Regions from separate parts of the Homo sapiens genome. Here regions 1 and 2 are each linked to region 3. The links are chromatin contacts, found by Hi-C or POLR2A ChIA-PET in ENCODE. All regions are on one chromosome and are shown on one strand. The core of a region is the stretch at or near the end of the contact, and the rest is flanking DNA. Distances in the headings are between cores, read along the strand shown. Region 1 holds the start of POFUT4 (protein O-fucosyltransferase 4). Region 2 holds the start of P4HA1 (prolyl 4-hydroxylase subunit alpha 1). Region 3 holds the start of KAT6B (lysine acetyltransferase 6B).

What was found. Hi-C counts contacts between places; a loop is a spot of excess contacts on that map. ChIA-PET counts read pairs that join two places held with the same protein, here RNA polymerase II (POLR2A). Pooled maps may share reads with other maps.
Region 1: a loop to region 3 is called in a map of heart left ventricle, with 8 times the contacts of the local background. The contact joins the promoter of POFUT4 here to the promoter of KAT6B in region 3. A Hi-C loop is called at or near these places in 2 of 168 maps with a recorded cell type or tissue (CD4-positive, alpha-beta memory T cell and heart left ventricle), 2 of 37 single-sample maps with no recorded cell type and 12 of 50 pooled maps.
Region 2: a loop to region 3 is called in a map of B cell, with 15 times the contacts of the local background. The contact joins the promoter of P4HA1 here to the promoter of KAT6B in region 3. A Hi-C loop is called at or near these places in 1 of 168 maps with a recorded cell type or tissue (B cell), 1 of 37 single-sample maps with no recorded cell type and 12 of 50 pooled maps. POLR2A ChIA-PET finds 5 or more read pairs at or near these places in 1 of 52 experiments (GM10248).

Annotation. Positions count from the first base shown.
Region 1 is chr10:73,770,946-73,773,645 of GRCh38, forward strand. It overlaps POFUT4 (protein O-fucosyltransferase 4), which reads left to right and starts at 1,331. Exons shown (of 3, transcript NM_173540.3): 1 at 1,331-2,096; 2 at 2,245-2,700. The coding sequence starts at 1,389. SEC24C (SEC24 homolog C, COPII component) reads left to right here. Exons shown (of 23, transcript NM_198597.3): 23 at 10-1,216. The coding sequence ends at 150. RefSeq lists enhancers at 1,053-1,232, 1,823-1,932, 2,218-2,700, 2,593-2,642 and a silencer at 1,563-1,612.
Region 2 is chr10:73,095,515-73,098,214 of GRCh38, forward strand. P4HA1 (prolyl 4-hydroxylase subunit alpha 1) reads right to left here and starts at 1,352. Exons shown (of 15, transcript NM_001017962.3): 1 at 1,252-1,352. RefSeq lists enhancers at 733-1,488, 1,733-1,802 and a silencer at 1,373-1,702.
Region 3 is chr10:74,825,190-74,827,889 of GRCh38, forward strand. KAT6B (lysine acetyltransferase 6B) reads left to right here and starts at 1,411. Exons shown (of 18, transcript NM_012330.4): 1 at 1,411-1,596. RefSeq lists enhancers at 1-489, 490-1,261 and silencers at 97-266, 377-476, 587-786, 1,477-1,876.

The sequences.
Region 1 (2,700 bases), core at 81-2,580, 1.1 Mb before region 3:
TGGCCGTAGCTTACCGTGGTGAAACAGGAAGACAAGATGGAGATGCTGTTCAAGCACTTCCTGGTGGAAGACAAGAGTCTGAGTGGGGGAGCATCTTATGTGGACTTTCTCTGTCATATGCACAAGGAGATTCGGCAGCTACTGAGCTAAAGCAAGTGGGTAAATGGCATAGGGCCCAGGCTAGCTTCCAGAAAGCACCCCAGGATGTCAGAGAAATTGGGACAGTAACATATCTTATGTAAGCTGACCTCAGTCTCTCTGGGGGGAGGGGGAGATATAAGGAGACACCTTCTTTCTGGGCTCAAGTATCCTGCCACTCTGTCATGTCCTGCTGATGGAAGGTGCCCCTGTTCCCTCATTCTACCCTCTTTTTCCTGCTAATCCTGTCATAATGAATGTAGCTTCTCAGTTCACTGTATATGATTCGGTATTGGGGGTTTGGAGGCACCCAGACCCTGGCAATATTATGTGTCCCTTTGGACCAGTCTCCCAAGAGGAGAGGGGCAGGCAGGAAAGAGTGGGGATCCTAAGGTTACTACAGGGGGCTCAGTGTCATCCACAACTTCCTATATTAGGGATAAAACATATAGGTGCACAAGAGCTGGGGTATAGCCCATAGGTGGTGGAGAGAAAAGTGGTCAGTCCTTCTTGGGCCTGGAGGTTAGCAGTCAAGTTTCTCTGCTTTCACTGCTCGCTCGCTCTCTCCTGCAATGATTGATGATCACTCCGTGGATAGAGAGGCACACTGTCAGAGGTGACCGGAGAACTGAGTTGCAAAATATATTAAGATCTGGTAGAGGTACCAGCTTCCTTTCCAGCTGGAGAGGCCCCAACACTGGATGGTTCTGTAGGGAGCCTAGGGAGCCTGGTCATCAACTTGCAATACCTCACAGAGCCAGTTCACATCCCACTCTGAGCTCCCACGAGAAACACTGCTTCTCCAGGCCCGGGGTTGTTGGGGAGAGAGGCAGAGGCAGCTGGAGCGCCGTTCTCTCCTGCTGGGACACCGCTTGGGCTTTGGTATTGACTGAGTGGCTGACAGTTATCTTCCAACCCCAACTGGCTTGGGGGCAGGACAAGGGCTAGGCTTGATGGTGGCCAGGCTTGCCTGCTCCCCACCTGGGATGCCCCTGCTCTGGACCTCTCATTTCTCTTCATTGGTTTATTTTTCAATGCATCTTTAATTTGTAAAGAAATAAAATAAATTAAGATGTAACCATTAGCCTCATCTTTACTCCCGAAAGCTCACTTTGCTTTTAGTCCTGGCCGTCGGCTGAGCGAGCTGCGCATGCGCCACGTGCCCCCGTGGCGTAGGGCCTCGTCCGGTCACGACTATCCGCTGGGCGGGGTCGGTGCTGGCCGAGGGGGCGCCGGCTGCCGGAGTGGACATGGCGGCCGGCCCCATTAGGGTGGTGTTGGTCCTTCTAGGGGTGCTCAGTGTCTGTGCAGCCAGCGGCCATGGGTCCGTAGCGGAGAGGGAGGCCGGCGGGGAGGCGGAGTGGGCGGAACCGTGGGATGGCGCGGTTTTCCGGCCGCCCTCGGCGCTGGGCGCAGTGGGGGTGACGCGCAGCTCTGGGACGCCGCGGCCAGGGAGGGAGGAGGCGGGGGACTTGCCGGTACTGCTGTGGTGGAGCCCAGGGCTATTCCCCCACTTCCCGGGAGACTCGGAGCGCATCGAGTGTGCGCGCGGCGCGTGCGTGGCGTCCCGGAACCGCCGAGCGCTGAGGGACTCGCGGACGCGCGCGCTGCTCTTCTACGGCACAGACTTCCGCGCGTCGGCCGCCCCGCTGCCGCGCCTGGCGCACCAGAGCTGGGCGCTCCTCCACGAGGAGTCGCCCCTCAACAACTTCTTGCTGAGCCACGGCCCGGGCATCCGCCTCTTCAATCTTACCTCCACCTTCAGTCGCCACTCGGATTACCCGCTGTCGCTGCAGTGGCTGCCCGGGACCGCCTATCTGCGCCGCCCGGTGCCTCCGCCCATGGAACGCGCGGAGTGGCGCCGCCGCGGCTACGCGCCGCTGCTCTATCTGCAGTCACACTGCGACGTGCCAGCGGACCGGGACCGCTACGTGCGCGAGCTCATGCGCCACATCCCGGTGAGTGAGGGCGGGCCGGAGGGAAGGAAAAGGAGAGGGCGGGTTGAGGCCAGGACTCCAGGTGTCCAGGACTCCAGGTGTCCAGGACTCCAGGTGTCCAGGCCTCCAGGGCCGCACCCTCATGACAGCCTTACTGTACCCGGTCTAGGTAGACTCCTACGGGAAATGCCTGCAGAATCGGGAGCTGCCTACCGCGCGGCTACAGGACACAGCCACGGCCACCACCGAGGATCCAGAGCTCTTGGCTTTCTTGTCCCGCTATAAGTTCCACTTGGCCCTGGAAAATGCCATCTGTAACGACTACATGACAGAAAAACTGTGGCGTCCCATGCACCTGGGCGCTGTGCCCGTGTACCGCGGTTCTCCCTCTGTGAGGGACTGGATGCCGAACAATCACTCCGTCATCCTGATTGATGATTTTGAGTCTCCTCAGAAGCTGGCAGAGTTTATTGACTTTCTGGACAAGAATGATGAGGAGTATATGAAATACCTGGCATACAAGCAACCTGGGGGCATCACCAACCAATTTCTTCTGGATAGTCTGAAGCATCGGGAGTGGGGAGTGAATGATCCTTTGCTGCCTAACTACCTCAACGGCTTCGAG
Region 2 (2,700 bases), core at 102-2,601, 1.7 Mb before region 3:
AGAACTTTAAAAAAAAAAAAAAAAAAGAGTAAAAAATTGATGAAAGAACGCTGCTGCCACGTCTTTGCCCCTCCCCCCTTCACGTAGTGGCTATTTCATCCCCTCCGAGTGCATTCCAAGCGAAAGTCCGAGAACCACTGCTCTCGGAGAAACCAGAAACAGTTAAGTGGAAATTGGCAAGTCTCTTTGGCCTTTTAGATCAATTCCTAAAAGAGGATCTAGCTGCTTCTTCAACCCTTTCTTAAAGAAAACAGTGCAAAATTCCAAGAGTCTTCACTCTATCCGGAACGCGTAAGATGTTAGTGTCTAAACATTGAATTTGTATGTAACAGAGTCGATTATTTAGGAGAAAGAGTCTCACAGTTATCATACCATCCTTCCTCCCCATTGAAACATACATCCGGGGGCCAGCCATGTAATCCAACTCAAAATCCTCACACAACCATGGAATTTGTTGGACTGATGTGGACTTTTAAAAGCTGCAAATTCTCGGCAGAGAGAGACAGAGAGACAGAGATTGAGAGAAGAGCTCTTGTCTCTTTTTAAAAAAAGTTATGGGGAAGAAGAGGGAAGGAAGCTTCCCTGACGACGAGGTGACCTGAGAGCCTACTTCCTCGGCGCTACGAGCAGAAAGCTCGGCGCCCCGGGCTACGTCTGGCAGCTAATGCTGCACCGCTGCGCGCAACAGATGAGTTCAGCCGGAACTTTCTGGGGAGGTCCCCCCAGCTCCCGGCGACTTTCGATAGGGCAAAAATGCCTGGCGCGCTGCGGATCCAGCTCCAAGCCTTAAAATCCGCTCTCCACCGCCACATGCGAACCATCTGCGGCTGTGGCGGCCAAAAGCCCACGCCCCGCGCTTGCGTTCCCCTTAGCCTCGTTAGGGAGGACCAGGTGCAGGGGAACTTGGAAAAAAAAAAAAGCAACAGAGTGATTCCTCCCCGGGAAGGAAAATTCAAGAAAGTCCTGGTCCCTAGGGCGGGGACTGAGGCTGCAGCAGCCCCAGCGGTCCGAGGCGCACTAGGGACAGAGGTGGGAAGGGGGGCACGAAGGAGCGCGGGCGCCGGGAGTCGCGTGGCGCAGGGAGAGGGGCCGAGTCTCCCGAGGGGAAGGAACCGAGGCTGCTGTGGTAACCTGGGGAACCCCCGCCCCAGAAGTACCACCACAGCGGGAAGGAATGGATCGCCGCAGCCGTCCGAGAAGGTCCACGGCTGCCCAGTGGCCTCAGTCTCCGGGATCGAGGGAGCGTCTCACCTGGAAAGTGGGACGAGAGGGCGGCGCGCTCTTCAGCCCCCAGTCGCCTCCACTCGGAGCGGCTACTTCCTACCCTCAGCCCGCTGGCGGCGCGACTGGGCAGCAGAGGGAGCCCGTTAGCCCTTTTATAACCTCTAGGCCGCGATGGCAGCGCCAGGGAGGAGGCGACTGCAGCCCTCGCTACGTGAGCTCGATCACACCAGCGCCCCGGCGACTGCGCAGGCGCCAAGCCCGTGCCTCCCTGCTGCCCCCACCCGTGGCCGGCCCGTGGAGTCTGAGGCCGAGAGGAGTGGCTGGGACCGGCCGCCGTGGTGTGGGTAAGCGGGAGTGGGATGTAACGCGCCTGCGCAGGGTTCTCGCCCCGCCACCGTTACCGTGGTTACCACGGGGTTTCCCCCGCTCCTGTTCAGTTTGCCTCCTTGATTTCAGGGTCCGCGTCAGGCCTAAGCGACGAGGCCGCCGGCAATAAAGTATCTTAAAAATGAGAAGAGGAACGTGGGAGTGTAGAAAATAAAGCAGAATTTTTCTAGGGTGGAAAATAATAGAGATTCAGTCTTGGTATCTCAGCTGTCTTGTTCCTCTCACATCTCAGCACTCATTTTATACTAATCGTGCTCTATCTCCTACCTTTATACCTTATCAGTAGATAATAGACTAAGAGCTCCAGGGTCAGGTTATCTCAATTCAAATCCTGCCTCAATCCTGTGTGTAACACTAGGCATTAACAACCTCTCCGTATCCGTTTACTCATCTGTAAAATAGAAATGACGGTACTACCCATCTTGTAAGATTCTTGTGAGAATAAAATGAGATAATGTATGTAAAGCACTTAACACATGCCTCACACACAGAAATGACTTAGTAAATATTAGATTCTCCAGTAACATTAATTTATATAAGGCACCCAATGTTGCGTTTGATCTTAGTCTAACATTTGCCTTAGTTATAAAGTAACCCCAAACCAAGGGTTTCTTTATATCTCCCTGTACTATGAGGGAGAATACAATGAAGAAGATAATTTTTTCCTTGTCAGTTAAAGAGAAAAATGAGTTGCTAAGACTTGTTATTCATTAAGAATTGTGGTTTCTAAAGTTTTCCATGTATGCTAAAAAGTATAGCAATAATTAACATTTGACTTACGCAGGAGGTGAGTGATTATATAGCTACAGAAAGAGAGAGAGGGTACTCTGGGAGCACTAGGCAACTAAAAAGTAGATATAATGATGTCTAAATCAATGGTTCTGAAAGCGTAGTCAGGGAATCCATAAGGTCAAAATTATTTTCATACTAAGACTTTATTTTCATACTAAGACTTACTGCCTTTTTCACTCTAATAACAATACAGTGAGGTCTTCCAGAGACTACATGCCTGTGATACAGATGGAACGCAGACACAGATATGAGAATCTTCTATTAGCCCAGACACTGAAGAGATTTGCAGAAATGTAA
Region 3 (2,700 bases), core at 161-2,660:
GGCCCACAGCGACGGGAGTGGGGACGCGTTGGCGAGGACCGCACCTCAGTCCCAGCCCTGGCGGGCACACTCCCCGCCCCAAACGGCCCAGGCGTCCCCATCCTCCCGCGGACACCAGCGTCTCCGCCCTCCCCCGAGGGCGGCGAGAGGAGCCCCCCGGGGCGGAGGCAGGTACCCCCGGGGCGGAGACTGGGGCGGGCGGGGTCCGGGCTGCGCCCCCGGCCAGGCCGGGCGGGCTGGCGGGCGGCGCGGGGGGAGCGGGGCTGGGCGGCGCTGCCTCGGGCTCTGTGCGCTGCAGCCCGGAGCCGAGGAGGAGGAGGCGGAGGAGGAGAAGGAGGCGGCGGCGGTGGGTCCCGGGCGGGGGGAGCGCGGCGCTGCGGACCCGGGCGGCTGGCAAAGGACGAGGCGGAGGCTGAGGAAGGCAGCGGGGAGACCCAGGCTGCAGCAACAAAGGGCAGCGAGCGATTGGCCGGGCTGCAGGCGAGGTTAGCCGGGGACCCGGGTGGCCGGAGGCAGCGGCGAGCGGTGCACGTGCTTGCAGACACGGGCGAGTGTGGAGCCGGGGGGTGCACGCCCGGTGGGTAGGGGCTTGCTCCCCCGAGGCATGGGATGGCGAGGAGGCTGCAGCGACATCGTTCTGCCTGCACCCGGCCTGGGGCTGGCAGGGTAGGGGTGTGTTGGGGGGGGAAGGATGCGAGCCAGGGGGCGGGCGAGTAGTCGCCCGGGACGGGACGGGACGGGAGAGAGGGTGGAGGAGGGGGCGGGATGGAACGCTCCGGGCGGCGCGCCCGTCCGCACACTCCACCGAAGGAGCTGGCGACTGAGAACCTCGAATTTTAACTTCGCGTGCCCGCCCGCGCGCGCCCGCCCGCGCCCACCCCTAAATCCTGCGGCCGCCGCCAGCGATCAGCTCTCACACAAACTTTAGCTGCGGGCTAGGGGGTTTGGGGTTGAGTGGGGGAGGGGAGAGGGAAAAGGCCTCCTGATTGGCGTCGTCTGCAGCCAATAAGGCTACGCTCCTCTGCTGCGAGTAGACCCAATCCTTTCCTAGAGGTGGAGGGGGCGGGTAGGTGGAAGTAGAGGTGGCGCGGTATCTAGGAGAGAGAAAAAGGGCTGGACCAATAGGTGCCCGGAAGAGGCGGACCCAGCGGTCTGTTGATTGGTATTGGCAGTGGACCCTCCCCCGGGGTGGTGCCGGAGGGGGGGATGATGGGTCGAGGGGTGTGTTTATGTGGAAGCGAGATGACCGGCAGGAACCTGCCCCAATGGGCTGCAGAGTGGTTAGTGAGTGGGTGACAGACAGACCCGTAGGCCAACGGGTGGCCTTAAGTGTCTTTGGTCTCCTCCAATGGAGCAGCGGCGGGGCGGGACCGCGACTCGGGTTTAATGAGACTCCATTGGGCTGTAATCAGTGTCATGTCGGATTCATGTCAACGACAACAACAGGGGGACACAAAATGGCGGCGGCTTAGCTCCTACCCCTGGCGGCGGCGGCAGCGGTGGCGGAGGCGACGGCACCTCCTCCAGGCGGCAGCCGCAGTTTCTCAGGCAGCGGCAGCGCCCCCGGCAGGCGCGGTGGCGGTGGCGCGCAGCCAGGTCTGTCACCCACCCCGCGCGTTCCCAGGGGGAGGAGACTGGGCGGGAGGGGGGAACAGACGGGGGGGGATTCAGGGGCTTGCGACGCCCCTCCCACAGGCCTCTGCGCGAGGGTCACCGCGGGGCCGCTCGGGGTCAGGCTGCCCCTGAGCGTGACGGTAGGGGGCGGGGGAAAGGGGAGGAGGGACAGGCCCCGCCCCTCGGCAGGGCTCTAGGGCAAGGGGGCGGGGCTCGAGGGCGGAGGGGGGCGGGGCGGGATCGGGTGGGGGCGGGGTTCGGGGAGTCGGAAGGCGGGGGCTGAGAGGGAATTTCTGAGTGGGAGTGAACTGGTAGGAGCGGTGGGGGGCCGGCGAGGGTGTGAGGAAGACTAGTGAGGGTTGGGTGGGAGGAGAAGCTGAAGGTGTAGAAGCAGGTGCAGAGGGAGAGTTAGGGAGGGATGCAATTTGAGAGAAGTGGAAGGCGGACCGAGGGGTGTGTGAGGGCAGGTGAGATGATACCGAAGGCGAGATTGCAGTTGTCTGGGCGCAGAGTAGGTGGGTTTGGGTGTGGTGGATGTGGAGTAGAGTTGAAGCGGTGCAGAGTGTTGGGTTTGGGGAGGCGTTGAGGGGTTTGGGGAGGCATTGAGGCGCATGTGAGGAGCAGGTACGATTGCAGTGATGGGAAAGAGGTATCTGGGTGGATCGCATGTTGGAATAAGAAGGAGGTTTGCTAGCTTTGGGGTATGAAGTATTTTTTAAAAACGTGGAAGGATGGGATGGTTGTGCTTGGGAGAGTTTCTGAAAGATGATGCTAAGACAGCAGAGCAAACTTAAATATGAAGGAAGGGGAGAGAGGCTGCTTAGAACTTGCAAAATCTGTGGCAGAAAATCTCCTGGGGACAAGGGATTGGTAGGGGTGGGACAAGGCGGCAGGTGTGAAGAAAGTGGGTGGAGCTGTACAGTAATTTTCGGTGAATGTGATTTGGTGGACTGTGCCAGGGGTGAGGATGGGGCAGAGAAAGGTGTTAGTTTGGGAGACAAGTTGTTTGATAGGCTGTATTTATTATTTTTTATAAAAATGAGAAAAGGGTCTCACTATGTTGCCCAGGCTGGTCTCGAACTCCTG